Linked DNA regions of Mus musculus: region 2 is linked to region 1. A link is a loop called in an ENCODE intact Hi-C map of the cell type or tissue named here. Cell type or tissue: left cerebral cortex. All regions are shown on one strand.

Evidence for each region. Peaks named below come from ENCODE experiments on the same cell type or tissue, not always from the same donor. Only the 100,000 strongest peaks of a DNase experiment are listed, where the experiment ranks them.
Region 2: it touches region 1 in a loop (2.8-fold over the local background); 13 of 42 quality-filtered maps call a loop at or near these places.

Annotation. Positions count from the first base shown.
Region 1 is chr7:118,762,402-118,770,401 of GRCm38, forward strand. It overlaps Vps35l (VPS35 endosomal protein sorting factor like), which reads left to right. Exons shown (of 31, transcript NM_027815.4): 9 at 3,964-4,023. Among named protein-coding and RNA genes, the nearest start is that of Vps35l, 26 kb to the left of the region's middle. In left cerebral cortex, a CTCF peak has its summit at 3,840 (motif pointing right); DNase peaks (open chromatin) are centred at 3,912, 7,031 and 7,494; H3K27ac peaks cover 278 bases.
Region 2 is chr7:118,842,055-118,850,054 of GRCm38, forward strand. It overlaps Knop1 (lysine rich nucleolar protein 1), which reads right to left. Exons shown (of 5, transcript NM_023197.3): 4 at 6,395-6,520; 5 at 163-4,040. The coding sequence ends at 3,729. Among named protein-coding and RNA genes, the nearest start is that of Iqck, 9.7 kb to the right of the region's middle. In left cerebral cortex, a CTCF peak has its summit at 59; a DNase peak (open chromatin) is centred at 3,274; H3K27ac peaks cover 32 bases.

The DNA of each region.
Region 1 (8,000 bases):
AGGTACAAAGAAGGGGCTTTGCTCTGGATGCCTGTAAGGTTTACTTGCCTCTATCTTAAAGGGACCACACCTCCCAAGAACAGTGCTGGAGCCCACACCTTTTACAGATGGTCCTTGAGGAGACAGTGAAGGTCTGAGCCATCGCAGGAGCGCAGCCTCTCTTCCCTGCACTCTCCCTGCCCTGCAGTGTCTGCCTCAGGAACTGGTACTGACACGACACATTCCTCATCTGGACAGCTAGGCGTCTTCTGCATGCACTGAAGTTCTCCACGGCTTGCCCATTTCCCTGTGTCTTCAGTCAGCACAGATCTGTCTTTCCTACATGGCAGTCACAGTGTCTCTGAGGTCATTGGGATTACCCTGGTTTCATACTTCTTGTAGGAGACAGAGTGATCTTTTAAGCTTAGTGGAAAGTTCTAGGCGAAGAGACTAATCTGAAGGCCCAGGGGCCCCGTGGCCTGGTGCGTAGCAGGGGGTGGTTGAAGGAGAACAGTTTGCCTGGCCCAGCAGCACTCTGAGCTGTAAATACAGTGTAGAGGCATCAGAAGGAACCTACAGGTGAGCTTCCGAGAGCTGGAGGTCAGATGGAGGCATTCATGTCTTAGCAAAGCAGAGTCCATGAGCTTACAGCACAGCACGTCTTGTCTGTAACCCTTCCAACAAGAAGCCTTCTAGCCTGCTGGAGATCCAAGAGTGCTTTCAGGTACAGCTGGATCTAGGGACTTGGTGTAATTGAGTTTTTTTGTCTTTCGGGTACTTTCTCTTGGGGTGACTTCATTCTCAAGATCATTACTGCTGATGGTCCCAGAGCGTGCAAAGACCTTTGGGTTCTGCCTCACTGGCCTGGCTCGGGTCATGATATCTGGCAGTGACATAGGCTGACTTCCAGTGCCTGAGTTGATGGCCCACAAACATGTACTGTTGTTGCCAGAGAAAGGGGAATGGGCCTGGCCATGATGGTGCTTACACATCTCCAGTTTTTAAAAATGGAGAGAGCCTTGCCTTGTCTGGATACAAATCCTGAGTCCTGTGGCCAGTCTCGCCATGTGCTGTTCTAGCAAACCTGTCTCTGCTGTCAGCGTGATGAGCTAGGGTTGGAGCTTCTTGCAGTTCAGGACCACAGGGCACACGGCCCAGGCATCACACATGATGCACGAACACAGCAGAAGTATGACAGGCATTTCAGTGGAGGCCATAGGCGCAGGCGGGCTGCTGGCTTCCCTGGCTGCTGCCTCTTCTTCAGTCATGTGTTTGAGATTCAGATTTTCTGCCTGTGAAATGGTGCATAGGAGACACTGAAGTGGAAACTTAAGGGTTCTTTGGAGAGTCAGTTGTGTTGGTTGGTGTTTCGCTGGAGCAAAAAAGGAGAGTTTTCTTGAAGTGGACACAGGTGAAAGGCTCAGGCAGCCTCATGAAGGAACTGAAGCAGATGAGTGAGAGGATGAGAGGTGAGAGGATGCTCTGCTAACGCTAGCACATGAAAGGACCCATGGTGAGGGGTTCTTCGCTAATGACACTCATGTACTGGTCCACCTTACACGTGTTCTTGAGTTCCATTTGTCCGGACTCCATAGAGAAACACACCAAAAACCTGGTGGCGTGCTGCAGTTTTTTGTTGCGTCCTCAGATTCATGGCTGATTGGCAGAGTGATGTCAGCTGAGACAGACGTATGTGCTGAGGCAAGACCCATGGAGGACACGTGATGTTTGGAGGGAGAATAAACGGAACTCAATGGACAGTGACGAAGGCTGAGTTGGCTTGCTGGTAGGGCTAGCTGCGCAACGCTTGTTGATCTTGCATCTTTGCTGATCTCGGCTTTCCTGAGAGAGGCACAGCTGAGAACTTCTGATGTCCCTGCTGGTGCAAATCCCTCCTGCTGCTGACTCCTGCTGAGGCTGGGGCCTGCCTGTCCCTGCTAGGTGGTGCCACCACTGCCGATTCCTGTTTGCTATCCTGACTCTACTGTGCTGCTGGTGTATCTGTGAAGTGTTTGCAAGTGGATCGAGCTGCCGCTGCTAACCTGTGAACTGAACTGCCGATTTCCAGACAACACAGATGGGAGCTGCTCTAAAGAACTTTTCTAAACAGGTCCACTTCCCCTGTATCTTTTCTTTTCCACCACCTCTGGTTGGTGGTGGGCTAGCAGAGAGGTTAAAGTGTTTAAGAACCATCATTTAAAATAGGTTTTGAGAAAAAAAAAATTAAAGTTACAGACTTTCTGGAGAGAACTACCTGAACGGACATGTAAGGAACACAGAACAGTTTTCTTTCCTAAATGCTGCTGGCAGGACATGGTAAATAATCGTGGGTAGTGCTGGGCACAGAGCTCATGCTCAGAGCGTGTTCACTGTCACCGCTGTGGTTTTCAGTCACGGTGTCTTCGATGTGTGAGAAACTAGTCAGGAAAAGAACCAAGGCTTGGGGAGGCAGCTCATGGAGCGAGAGGTTTCCGAGAAAGCGTGAGGACCCGTGCTCACATCCTCAGGAGCTACGTGAGGGATGGGCGGAGCTGGCTGTGGGAGGCACAGGCAGAAAGGTCACTGGGGCATGGTGGCTTCCAGCCTAGCTCCAGGTCTGATGAGAGTCCCAACACAAAAGAATAAAGGCAGAGAGTCACAGAGGAGACCCAACATTCTCCCCTGACCTTCATCTTTGCTCATGGACATGCGCAATGCAGGCATCCGTCCCTCCACACGCACACGCATGCAGAATGAACTCTAGCCAAGATGGTTATTTCCCCAGACAGTGTCTACCACCCGAACAAAAGAAAAACAAGTTATTTGGCCAGAAATGACATAGTTAGCAGCTGCTTACAGTGCGAGGTGTATTTCCTGAAGACTGTTTCTAGAGAGGTGGCAGGCTTTTGTATAGGAAGTAAAGGAGTTTGTAAGAGTCCCTCCCTCGGTGTGCTGTTCCTCAGCGTGCTCAGGGACAAGCAGTGCCTCTGTCCATTGTGTCCCTGTGGCAGAGAGGAAATGTCTCCCTCTCTCTCTTCACCCTTGTGATCCTGGGTTAGAAAAACATAGGAAGGAAAAGAGGCAGTGGGCCTGGGCACTGGCATTGGAGCACATTCCGTGAGGCTTCCAGAGTCTGCAGGGTGTGTGTGTGTGTGTGTGTGTGTGTGTATAGGGTGAGGTTCTAAGCTGGGCTTCTCAGTTTGGCTGTACACTGACATCTCTGACATATCTTGGCTGCACCCAGACCACTTCTGCGGGAGCCCCTGGGATAGACAGAGACATCACACTAGATGGTGATCTTTGGGGCTCCAGGGGCTCCAGGGCTCTGCCGCATGCTGGCCTGAGAAGTATTGGTCTAGCAGACACTGGCCACCATTTCTAGATACTCGGATAATTAGTGTCTTCCACACCTGAGCACGCACAAGGATTTGCAGCAATGTGGTCCAAAGTTCACATTCTAGTCACATTCCCCAAATCTTTGACTTTCAAAGCTCCAAGACGGGCCCAGGCCTGTGCGTTCCCAGCTACCACCCTGCCAGAGGCGATCAGCACCTGAGTGAGAAGAGAAAAAGAACCTGGAACTCAGGCCAGAGCAGCGAGGTGTCCCCACACTTCACAGAAAGTGCCCTACACTGGATTCAGCTCCAGCCATGCCCAGCTTAGGCCAGCAGATGTAAATAAGTGGCCGGTGGTCAGAAGTCAAGTCAGTGAGATCAGAGAATGAATATCTGACCCGAATCTTGAGGGCTACAACATTCTGTAATTATTTTTAACCTAACTACCTAGGTAAACCCCGTGAATTCGTGTGAAAATCAGCTTCCTCTTTGCAGGAAAAAAAAAAAACAAACAAACCAAGGCTAAAAGTGTGTGCCACTAGGTGGCAGCATACACTCACGAGTGAATGCCTGCTGCCAGGTGCCATTTTCCTGCTTCTAATTAGTAACATTTATTTAGTGTTTGCTCCTGTGGTGTGTGACGTCAACACCATATGTCTTCTTGTCCTAGGAAAGCTGGTCTATGAGCGCATCTCCTCGATGTGTGTGGACAGCCGCAGTGCCTTGCCAGGTAATGTCATGCTTCCTGGGCTTGCTGGCACCAGCCTGCTCAGAACCGCCGTTAGACGGTTTTAATCAAGTCGGGATTTATTGAAAATGGATAAGGTTTTTAATTCAATGTGTTGAAAGAAACGTGTTTGAAGTCTGGTTGTCTCTGTCGTCCGGAGCCATCAGAAGGTTTGCAAGCAGGCAAGTCATTAGAATGCAGGAAAAGGGGAGAGGGTGGAGTGAGACCTGGCTACAGGTCAACTTCTCTGCTGCTGCTCAGAGCCACGCTCCTGTTTCATATGGGCCTTTCTCTCCAAGAAGCAAATTGCTTAAGTAAAAACTGCGTATGTATGAAGGGATGTCCGATAAATCAATAGTAGCAGATGCCCCAGCTCCTCAGCCTATACATAAATGATGTTGGCGTTAAATTCATTGCCAATCAATTTTAAATTCCCAGGAGGTTCTAATGGGACAGGTGGATGATGGACTTGTGTTGTCACAGGAGCAATTGTGACGATGTGTTCAGATGCAGCATCTTCAGCTACGGCTTCCTTTCCTTTGCCCTGTTCAGCTCACACAAGCTGCAGCGGCTGCCTGGGCTGTCATTTCGTCCCTCATCCTGGTCCTGGCAGCGGTTCTTGCCCAGGGACAAGGAGACAGTGATAGTGGCAGTGACCCATAGTTTAACCTTTTCCCTTCCTTCTTCCCTGCCCCACTCCCTTCTCTCTCCCCCCTCCTCCTCTTTCCCTTCCCTGGCCCTCCTTGTCCATCCACCCAGATATCATCCATCTACCCTCTCAGCCATCCTCTATCTATCTCTCCCCCACATCTGTTTACCTGCCCTCCTGACCCCCCTGCTCCACCCCCATCTGTCTTCGCACTGACCATCCATCTACTCACCTGCCCATTTATCCACCCATCTCCTTAAAACTTTGATACAAACATCTCTCAGAAGGAAACAGCTGTACACAGCTTTAGGTCTATATGAGCCCTTTAGCCCTTGGAGCTACCTGGTCTCGCCATAGAAGGGTAGGCCCAGTGCAGAAGGGTCACAGCTGTGCCTGCACTGTCTGGTCCAGTGGCCACCAGCCCCGTGTTGCTCTTGAGTACTTGAGATGTGGCTGGCAAACTGAAATGAGTTCGGAGTATAAAAAGAAAAGACACTAGGTAGCTCGGTGTGGAGGAACATGCCTGGAATTCAGCCTATACCAGCACCCAGGAGACGGAGACAGAAGGATTGTGAGTGCAAAGTTAGTTTGGGCTCCGTCGTGAAATCCTGTCTGTAAACCCCCAAGGGCTGAGGGTCCAGCTCAGTGGTAGAGTGCTTATAGAACATCTCCAACACTGCAGAAAGGGGAAAGAAAGCAAAAAAGAAATGAGAAATGACAAAAGACACGGGATTATAAGACTTACTGCACATCCAAAGCCATATAAGCCACTAATAACTTTTCAGACTGGTCCCAGGTTAAGCTGGTGCTCCAGATGGACTGGGCCTCTGCACGTTAGTGTAATGCTGTACCTCCTCAGCCTTCTGTGGCTCGTACAGCAGTTCTGTGCCTCCAACCCGACCCACCCCACCCCCACACTGTAGTCAAGATTTTAGTGTCTCCTTCTGGTAAGTTTAGGAGCTTAGAAAGTCCCACAGAGGCCAGCCCTGTGGGAAAATCATCTCTGCTGGCCAGGGGTCTGGGAAATACACATTTATTTATTGAATGTACGCTCAGCATGTGGTTCATGGGTATCAAACCTCAGCCGACTGCCAGAATTAAACTTGTATGTTTTCTTTCGCAACAACAGATTTTTTTTTTTAAATGCATGCATGTCTGTGCACTACTGGTGTGCCTGAAGCCCTGTGTGGCCTGGAGAGGGGTGGGATCTGCTGGAGGCACAGGGAGTGTGAGCCGCCTCGGGTGGGTGCTGGGAAAGAATTCAAGTGCTTCACAGGAGCAGCGGGTGCCCTCAGTAGCTGAGCTCTCTCCAGCCCTACTAGCAAGGATTTCAAATCCTTTTCTGGGGGTGGGGGGGTCATTTGGAGAAATGGGCCAACTGTCAAGAACACTTGCAGAGGACCCAGATGGGGACTCACAACCAGCTATAACTGTAGTTCGAGGGCATCTGACACCCTCTTCTGACCCCCTCAGATGTTCACTGTGCCCCCCCCACCACAAATAAAATAAATACATTTAATCCCATTTCCTTGTTGGTTGGTTTTTGAGACAGGGTCTCATAGCCCAGGATTGCTTGAAGTCCCTCTAGCTGAGGATGACCTTTGAACTTCTGATTCTTGTGCTTCACCTCCCAGGTACTGGGATCTCGGTGTGGCCCACACCTTTCTGCTTCTCACATTGGTTCATATGCAATTGCTTATGAAGAACGAACTTTTGGAAGGAGTCCGGCTAGCGATGGCACCTGTAGTCCTGGAACCCCAGGCTAAGGCAGGATGCAGGCTAATCTGGGCTAACTTATCAGAACCTTGTCTCAAAATAAACACGTTTGTTTGGATGGCCCACCCGACCCTCAGAGTCATTTGACTTTCTGTCTACTACAGCCATTTCCCCAAACAACATGTTAGGCCCAAATAAGGAAAAAATCCCTAATTGGTCTTACCCAAACTCAAGTACAACATCAAAGGGTGTTTTCCTCATTTGAATATAGTAGTTAGCAATTTTAACTGGAATATTTTGCTTTAGCTGAGAGCAGTACAGATCAGGGTCTGTTTTGTTTTTGTTTTGGGGCAGGTTGCTATGTTGCCCAGGCTAGCCCAGGCTTTTGTTTTCTTGCAGTTGGTTTGGTCATTGTGTTTCCCTTTCCCTTAACATCTTCCCTTGATGCTTTCCTCTGGTACTGAGAGCCCAGAGGGAGAGGACAACTTGGTCCACAGTCGTCAGGGAACTGAGGAATGACTCTCAACTGAAACTAGGAGAAAAGCTTTGAATTTCTCTGCAGAATTCTGCCTGAAGAATTATGTGGGGGAGGAAGCTGGTGACATTTGCACTCATTCTTTCCGTCTGAATCAGTTCCCGGACTGGAGACGCTAATTCTTGAGCTCGTTGCCCTCAGGAGTTTGAACTGTGGTTAGCTCTCCTGAGTTTGGAGAACGCTAGGATATCTTAGGGTTATGCCAAGTACACACCAGGCCAGGCTCGGTGGCTCATACCGTAATCCCAGCACTCAGGAGGATCATGGATTCTGGGTTAGCTTGCACTACATGGTGAAAGACTGGCTCTGTTTTTTTTTTTTTTAAAAAAAAAGGAGGAAAAGAAGAAGGGAGATGAGGAGGAGGAGGAGGAGGAAGAGGAGAAAGAAGAGGAGAGAGAAGAAAAAAGGAAAAATTGAAGAAGAAAAGTAGTGTATGTTACTATGTAGTCATCCCTCCCCCACACTTCTTTAAACAGTTTTGACATTTATTTATAATGTGAAGGAGACAAGGCACACACGTGCTACTGTTACTGCCAGATAACAGTGGGAAGGCAGGGAAGATGTTGAGCATGGCAGGTGGCAGCAGAGGAATGTGGAACACAACAGAGAGGGGCAGACAGAAGAACAGGCACCCAGATAGAACAGCCCTCTGTCTTCTACTAATGTAAGGCTGGTCAGTTTGAAGAAAGTTAGACAACTGTTGTATAAACATGTCCACTGAACTTAGCCCACCAGTGGGGATCCTGGTGGCAAGAGAGGTTGCTCTCGAGGCCTTTTTTCTGTGCTGTGAGGCTTTTGACAGGAGGGTAAGCAGAAGCCAGCCATCTTGGAAGCTCACCATCTTCATTACCTAGTCACGGCTCCTCTCCCTCTCTGTCTGGCTGTTAAGGGTTCTGTCTAACCCTTCCTCCCACACCGCAGCAGCAAGCTTTTGAAGGTTACAGGATAACTTCTGAGACGCAATTTTCTCCTTCCATTGTGTAAAGTCCAGGGATTGAACTCAGGTTGTCAGCCATCTCATTGTCCCCCCTCTCCCTTCTTAATCCAGTGTGTGTGTGTGTGTGTGTGTATGTGTGTGGT
Region 2 (8,000 bases), 80 kb after region 1:
GGAACCTACTACTGCCTGTGAAAATACATCCAAGTTTGGCTCAGCTGTGTTTCAGGCTATACTGCCCTGGTGGCACATACTTCAAGTTGCAGCTACTTGGGAGGTGGAAGCAGGGTTGCTCAAAACTAGTCAGGGCAAAACACACACATTCAAAAGACTATATTTGTGCTTTAGGCATGGATTTTATTTATCTGAAATACTATACATGACTAACCTCAGAAAGTAGAAGTTATTAAGTCTCACACACACATACACACACAGCTTGTGTCTTTACTAGTTTAAGAGCAGAGTTACAGCCAGGTGGTGGCGGTGCACGCCTTTAATCCCAGCACTTGGGAGGCAGAGGCAGAGGCAGGTGGATTTCTGAGTTCAAGGTCAGGTTGGTCTACAGAGTGAGTTCCAGGACAGTCAGGGCTACACAGAGAAACCCTGTCTCGAAAAAACAAACAAAACAAAACAACAACAACAAAGAGCAGGGTTACTGTTGTATATACATTTGGGGCCAATCTGATGAGAATACCCTCCAGCCCAAGGAATTGATACAATTTCTTAAAACAAAAACCAAACCAAAAATGAGCAGATGAGGCGAAGGATATGGCTCAGTCAGTGGAATGCTTGCCTGGCAGACACAAGACCCCACATAAGACAGAGTGCCAAGGTGCAGACCTAGAACGGCAGTAGTTAGGAGGTAGAGACAGGAGGATCAAGATCTGATCAAGGTCCCCAGTTACATGTTTGAAGCTGGTCTGGGATATATGAGCCCCAGTCTCAAAAACAAAAACCAGATGCTAAAAAATGCCTTTCCTCCTGCTGTGAACATGCCAGAACCCAGAATGCACTATGGTGCTGTTCAAATACTCCCAAATGGCCTTTATTTCACCAAACTGTTTCTACTAAAATTATTTTATGTCACTTTCACTGTGATGCTAATTCTTTCAAAAATAACTGGCAAATTCATAAATAATCCTTTGTACGTTACTCTCCTGCCTCAAGGCTGCCCAGGATAACAGCATAAGCAGCTTACACTGGCCTGGGGAATTCCCACTGCTTGTGTTAACCTCGGCTTATCCTCACACTGGGTACACATACCACGGGGCTCCTGCAACAGTCTGCTGACCTGGGCAGAAGTGTTACTGACAGTCCAGTCTTTGAAGCCCGCCTCCACAAACAGCATCTACTTCCCCTGAGAAGGACATGTAAAGAGACTTTTAGGAAATGAAAAACAGGATGCCTCATGTCCATCTGTGAGTGATTCCTGGTTCTTATTCCTTTAAGAAATTACAAGCACAGTGACTTCCTGTGGTTTTACTGTCTTGACTGCTGTTGGTCAGAACTCACTGGTTTCTCTGGGCTAGGTCAAGGTATCCCCATGTCTAAGTTCTTTTGTGGGTACTCTGGTGGAAAGAGATGCTGCATGGCTTCTGTACGTTGCCTGTGATCTTGGCTTGTGGCCTTTTCCTTCCCAAGTGTCTTCCACACTAAATCTTCTGCTACGTATCAGTTAGGGAACTGTGAAGAAAAGAACCTGCTCAGGTTATCAAGGATCTGATTTCAAATCTATCTGATAGCCAGTGGTGGCTGGAAGCCAGGCAGCAGTGATGTATACCTTTAATCCTAGCACTCCAGGAGGCAGACAGGTGAATCGCTGTGACTTTTAAGGCTAGCATGGTATGGTCTTCAGGGCTACACAAAGAAACCCTGTCTCAAAAAAACAACAACAACAATAATAATAGCAGCATGTGATTAGTGACTTTAATTTCCCTTCTGCTGGGTATGTGTGTGTCCTGCCTACCATAACCCAAGTAGTACTAAGAGCAGGGACACCTGTGTCTGAGAGAGCCTTTTCACAGGTTAGTCTGGTTGTACATGTAGCCTCAGGGCAGGGCCTCATGGGCCCAAGCAGATATAGCACAGAAATCAGCTCAAGCACAAGTGTTAAGAATCATGAGATTTTGGTGACTGTTGGACAAGGATATTGCTTAAGTGCCACCAAGCTGGTAAGAAATGCCTGAGAGAATCAGTCAAGTTCAAGGTTGTGTTAGATCACTGACCCTACCTCCAGTGCCTTGGAGATAGACTACAGACTTCAATTCTTAGAGAAAGGTGGGCTAGTGGAGCACCTAAGTCAACGCTGAGGTACCAAGCTACAAAATCAAGTCTTTCAGCACTGAGGTATGTGTAACAGCTAAGAAAAAGATCTGGCTCTCACACTTTGATGACAGCTTCCAAGGCATATGTGACATAAGATAGAAAACCATCTACCACCCGTAAGATTGCCATGTGCAAGTTTTTGATGAGCTGAGACACTTAGGCTGGAATGTGACTTGTGGGGAACACAAGCTATTGGAGTTATGCAGATGGTTCCCAGAGTTCACCAAGGCCGAGGGAGATTTGTCTGGAAGTTGACTCAAATGCAGAATTCTGCCATTGACGTGACTGGAAGTGGTCTTTTCTGAATCTTGAGGCTGAATTGATGAGAAGCCAAGTTCATTCCAGGAAAGTGGTGTAAACAGGTCTTTGCCATACATATGGCCTATGCCCACAGGACAGGAACAAGGTAGGGGGCACAGCAACACCTCTGCTGCCCATTTGGCAGTACTGCACACCTCACCCTCTCCCTGGCTGGCCTGAGGGGCATCTCCTTACCAAGGGGGCTGATACAGGAAAAACTACAAAGCTGAATGACGCCATCACAGGTTCCCTGAGGGACTGCCGGAAGTTTCTTTAGTTGTAGAGAGGGTTTTCTCCCATCTCTGGAATGCTGGGAATTGTCTCTCATCTTCTTAGCAGCATGAAGGCATCAACACTGATGACGGTGCTGGAAGGATGAATGAATGTCCTGGCTGAGTGCAGCATCAAACACCTCCATCCCCACCCAGTGTTTCTGCCTGTGAGAAATCAGGCCAAAACAGGAAAGTAACCTTCTCTGAACCTTGATACCAGACTGCCAATAGCTGGTGGGAGAGAAAATCATGTCACATGGGTCTCTGTATCAGGAGCTCCATGAAGATTGCTGTGATTTGGGAGGGAGGGGTGGGAGGGTATGGTGCCTGCAGCAAAGTATCTTTTTCTCCACCCCTTATATGTTTGATTTCATCACACAAGTGTCCAAGGTCTTCTGTCTAGTGAACACAAACACAAAACATGCTGCTGAGAATCTGTCATGGGTCCATACGCAGGATTACCTACTGTCCAAAATGCCTTGAGATCCAGCCAATACAGCAGCATCAAATCCAAGCACAGCAGTCAGATGGAAGGAGGACGGCTGGAAAGAAGCCAGCTCAGAGGTACTGGCCACGTCTGCCTGCTGCACCACACCTGCCTCCTGATAAGGGAGAAGGAAAACAAACTTGCAAGTCATGGCATATCACTTGCTTTCTGCACTGATAATTGAGTGACTCTGGGTGATGTACTCTTGATGGCACTTAACGGAAGGTGACCCTAGGCCGTTTAATTACTTTATTTATCCCTGAACTTGATAGAGATGAGAACAGCACCCATTCCATAATTAGTGTAACAATGCAAGGAAAATAGTCAGGACCCTCCACGTGCCAACAACTGCTAGCTACTATTAAAATACTGTCACCCGGAGGTGGAATGTTTAACATAGAAAATAGGAGGCTTTAGCAATTCCTATTGGTCCTCAATAACTGCAGGTGACTATTTCAAGCCAACTTGACGGATGCAACTGATCAAGAAATGCAGTTTGAAGAACAAGACAATAATATTTAATCTTGCAACTTGATAGACTTGGAGGCATTCCGGTCAATGTAGAAGACCTTTCGGGCCTCAGAGTTAAAGCCCAGGCCAGCCCCGTGGCTGTACTTCCAGCTCATGGCCCGGTCATAGTCCTGCTGCAGACTCTGCTGGAGCATTTCTGAAGACTTTTTGTCCAGGGCCATGTTGGACCTGATAGTCATGCTGGGAGGGCGGCTGAATGACGGGGACAGATGCTTAAAGCCACCCATAAGCTTCAGGAATTTTAGCTTCTGTTCTTCATTTTCAAAGCCGGCAGTATCCCACTGGCCAAACTGGGTTCCCTGTGTGGAAAGTAAAAGGCTGTCATTGCCCTTGAAGACCAAAGCTTCCCTCACTCTCAGCCACGCAATGAACTGTCTCATTCAATATGGCTACTCATTCCCACATTACAGGTGAGGAAATGAGGCCTAGAGCTTAATGGGGGTGATAATATTCAGATGATTCCCAACTCGGGAATGACCAGCCTGAGAGCCCATCATTGGCTTCTAACAAATATCACTGCACACCAAGCTAATCTGTGCTCTACCTTCTCCCAACACATGGTGATAGCAAGAACACTTCAAGATCTCTATTGATTTTTCTGCTGCATGTGCTTGGCTGGCCACGAGCTTCCAGCGATCCTCCTATATAGCCTGTGTTGTATACTGATCCTCTGACTTTAAGCAGTTCATTCTGAGAGGGGAGCTTATTAAGACCGAGGAAGTAAACAACTCACTAAGTCTTAGGCAATCCTGAAACTTGGCAGGTTCATAAGGCCCCTCCCTCCTCAAGGCTACATAAGCAGTAAGGACTGCATGTCTATTGAACTGCCTGCAAGTCATATAGAATGCTCCAGTGCTCTAGCCTTCATGAGATGTCCTTCATGCTAGGGTAGACTTGGTAATGCAGCTGCCTTTCAGCTATCACGCTCTTCTAAGTAACCCATACAGGATCCTGCAACCTCAATTAAGCTGTTTATCAGGCTTTGGTGGTATCATTGCTTTGGTCTGACATTGGCTCCCTATGTGGAATGAGGATATGTTTTGTACCTCCATATATCAGTGTCACGCAACAGACTATCACTTCATAGGCGTTCTGAGATCACAGACACTTGTGCTATGTGTCTGGCTTTCACGTGGCTTCTGGGAATTCCAATTCAGGACCTCATGATTTTTTTTTTGTTGTTGGTTTTTTTTTGTTTTGTTTTGTTTTGTTTTTGAGACAGGGTTTCTCTGTGTAGCCCTGGCTATTCTGGAACTCACTTTGTAGACCAGGCTGGCCTCAAACTTAGAAATCCACCTGCCTCTGCCTCCTGAGTGCTGGGATTGAAGGCGTGTGCCACCTCGCCCGGCAGGACCTCATGATTGAGTAGCAAGTGCTTTAAGCACTGAGCAATCAACTTCCCAACCCTTCTCCTCCTCTCCGTAGTACAGAGCACATCATCACCCTTCCCTCATCCTCCACAGCATGGCACTCACCAGCAAGGAACTCTTCTAGTCTAACAAGATAAAGGTCAGGAAGCAGAGATGCTCTACTTATCACCAGTGTACAAATCCTTCTTGCTAGAAATGTGAGAACTTTCCAAGACCCATTCCACCTCAGGTTTGTAAGACTGGCTCAGGTCCCGAAGACTGAGTGACCCTGAAGTTATGCAGCTTGGGATGAAGCCCCACCTGTGTGGCTGATCAAGTCACAACCTCTCTCTCTAAGCCTCAAAGTCTTCTAGAAGATGGGCCAACATCTGTTGAACAAGATGCTAAAAACAGAGTATGTAGACTGGCCTTCCCTCCAGGTATGTGTGGTCCTCCCCTTTCACCCTGAATTCACTCCAAGTCCATGGCCACACCTCCCACACATACCGTAAAATTTTCTTCCTCTTAGTCCCCTTCCTACCTATGCCCTGCAGTGGCTCCCTCAGATCATCACCTAGTAGAAACTTCCCTGTGGTCCTGGACTGTAATGGTGTGACACATTAGCTTGCTCCTGCTACCCTGTCATCAGCCTGGCTTTTACAAGGGCTCAGTCTGAGTCCACTCCCACTTTTGGGTCCTGCATTTGCCACTGCCCTGTCTGCTAAGGACTAGTGCCACCATATTCAGGGTCTTAAGCTAAGTGTCACCTGTCCTGAGAAGCTTGACTTCTAATCATCTAGTACAGCACGCCATGCCAACAACCACCCTTCCAGGCACTACACAGAATCTGCTGAGGAGGGTCCTGTACACCTCCGCACACAGCACAGTGCCAGCCCAGTAGATGCCAGCTAGCAACTGAGCTTATGAAGCTGACTGAAGGCACAAAGAGGCAGTGCCACGGCCAGGCTGTAAAACTTAGGTGGCCAAGTCCATGGCCCTCATATCATCTCCTACCTTCTCAGATAGGGTCTGGATATTTCCCAAGGGTGCCTTAAGAGGTCTAGCCCCAAATCCCACTCCTCCTGCATGCTGCTAACAGCCTTCCTTGGGTACTTCCTGCAACTATAAAGACCCCCTTGAGATTAGCCTGCAGGTCACCCCATTGTCCACAACAGCCTAGGGGGCACATCTCAGTGGCCAGCTCCTTAGCAGCCCTTTAGAAGGAGTGAAGCTGGCTCAGACCAATTTGTGCCTAGTCAGCTGGGCACCTTAGGTTCTGGATAGCAAGCCCACAACAAACCCACCGTCCACTTTTTGGGTTCTGAAGCCTCTGTCTTGACCGACAAACCCACTGTCCACTTTTTGGGTTCTGAAGCCTCTGTCTTGCCCGACTCACGATCAATCTCTTCTTGCAAGGCCTTCCGTCTCACCTATGCAGGGACAAAATAAATGAGTAAATAAGCAGCTAAATAAAACGAAGAGGCCAATGAGACCCTGTTCTCTACTGATCTTACTGCTACGTAAAGGTGAGGCGGAAGATCAAGAGCTTTACTCTGCTCCAGTGCAGAGGCCATTCTCGTTAATAGTTGGTCCTCTGGCCTGAAACACTTGTCATGGGCACAATTTCTTGACAAGTGATTTTCCTGTAACATAGGATGATCCATCTTTACCAGAACATCCGGTAACAGTGATGTGTGGGAACTTGGCCAACTGAAATGCTGAGGCCCTCTCTTGTGCAGTGCATATTGTAGTCGCCTTCCATGAGGACAGCACTCCTTTCTAGAAACAAGCCAGACACAAGCTGGAATCCCAGCAATGCTGCTAAACAGGTCGTGCAGCCTTGCAAAACTCCCTCCCCCTTTCTGATCACTGGATCAGTTATCTGCAGAAACTGGAAAGCTTGACCTTGGGGAAGCAGCAGAGCGCAGGCGCGCTCCTGCGAGGCCAGCTCGGGCCTCTGCCGGCCCCAGCAGCCCACAGTGCACCACAGAAGCTTCCAGGACGTCTGCTTCCTTCTCAAGAATTTGGGTCCAACTTGGCTTCCCCTTTACGTGACGAGAACTTTGAAGTGAGGGTACTTTCCGTACAAGTCAAACCACACAATCTACAGCAGCTGCTGTAGCACAAAAAGCAGGGATGAGGGAAACAGGTGAGGGTCAACACAACAGATGCAGTGAGGACACACTGCGCCTCCGGTCTCAGCCACATACAGTGCAAGGAGCTAGCAGCACGCACGAGCAGCTCATTTATGACAGTGGGCAGGAGGATTCGCAGACATGTTATCTTCCCATTTTACACACAACCACCTTCCAGTATTTATGGGGAAAACAGAAGTGGAGACTCAAGGCCATCCTTAAGCCTCAGAGACACTTAGTAGGCAGAGAGCAGCAAAGTCCAAGAGCTCTGCAGTGTTGGGTAGCTGTGGCTGCTCAACATTTGGCTGTGTCCTAAGGGGCTAAGGAGACCCCAGCCAAGGGCTAGGCCCTAGGAGAGCTGGGGCCCCAAGGCTGGCCCCTCTGCATGCTGTCCTGGGCCACTAAGGCATTATTGACCTTGGCCTATTGAGCAGAGCACTCCTGGCCCTGCATGGAGATTAGGAGCCCTGAAGGCCAGTGGTCCAAGCCCACCCTGGACAGGCTCCAGCACATTCCCTGGCCCTTCCCTTGGCCATATATGCATAGCCCTCCTCCAAGTGCAGTTCCCTCACACCCACAGCTCCACTGCAGGTCTGGCACACACCATCTCTTCTGGGTGGCCCTCCTCACGTCTAAACTTTACTTCATCTTCCTTTTCTCCTAAGGTGGAGGTGGGGACCTAGGAGGCAGAGGACTGTGTGATCTCTATCACAGTGCTGCCTCAGCAGGCACCATGGGGACCAGGTGTTATCTATCTGGGCGCAGATATCCTTCC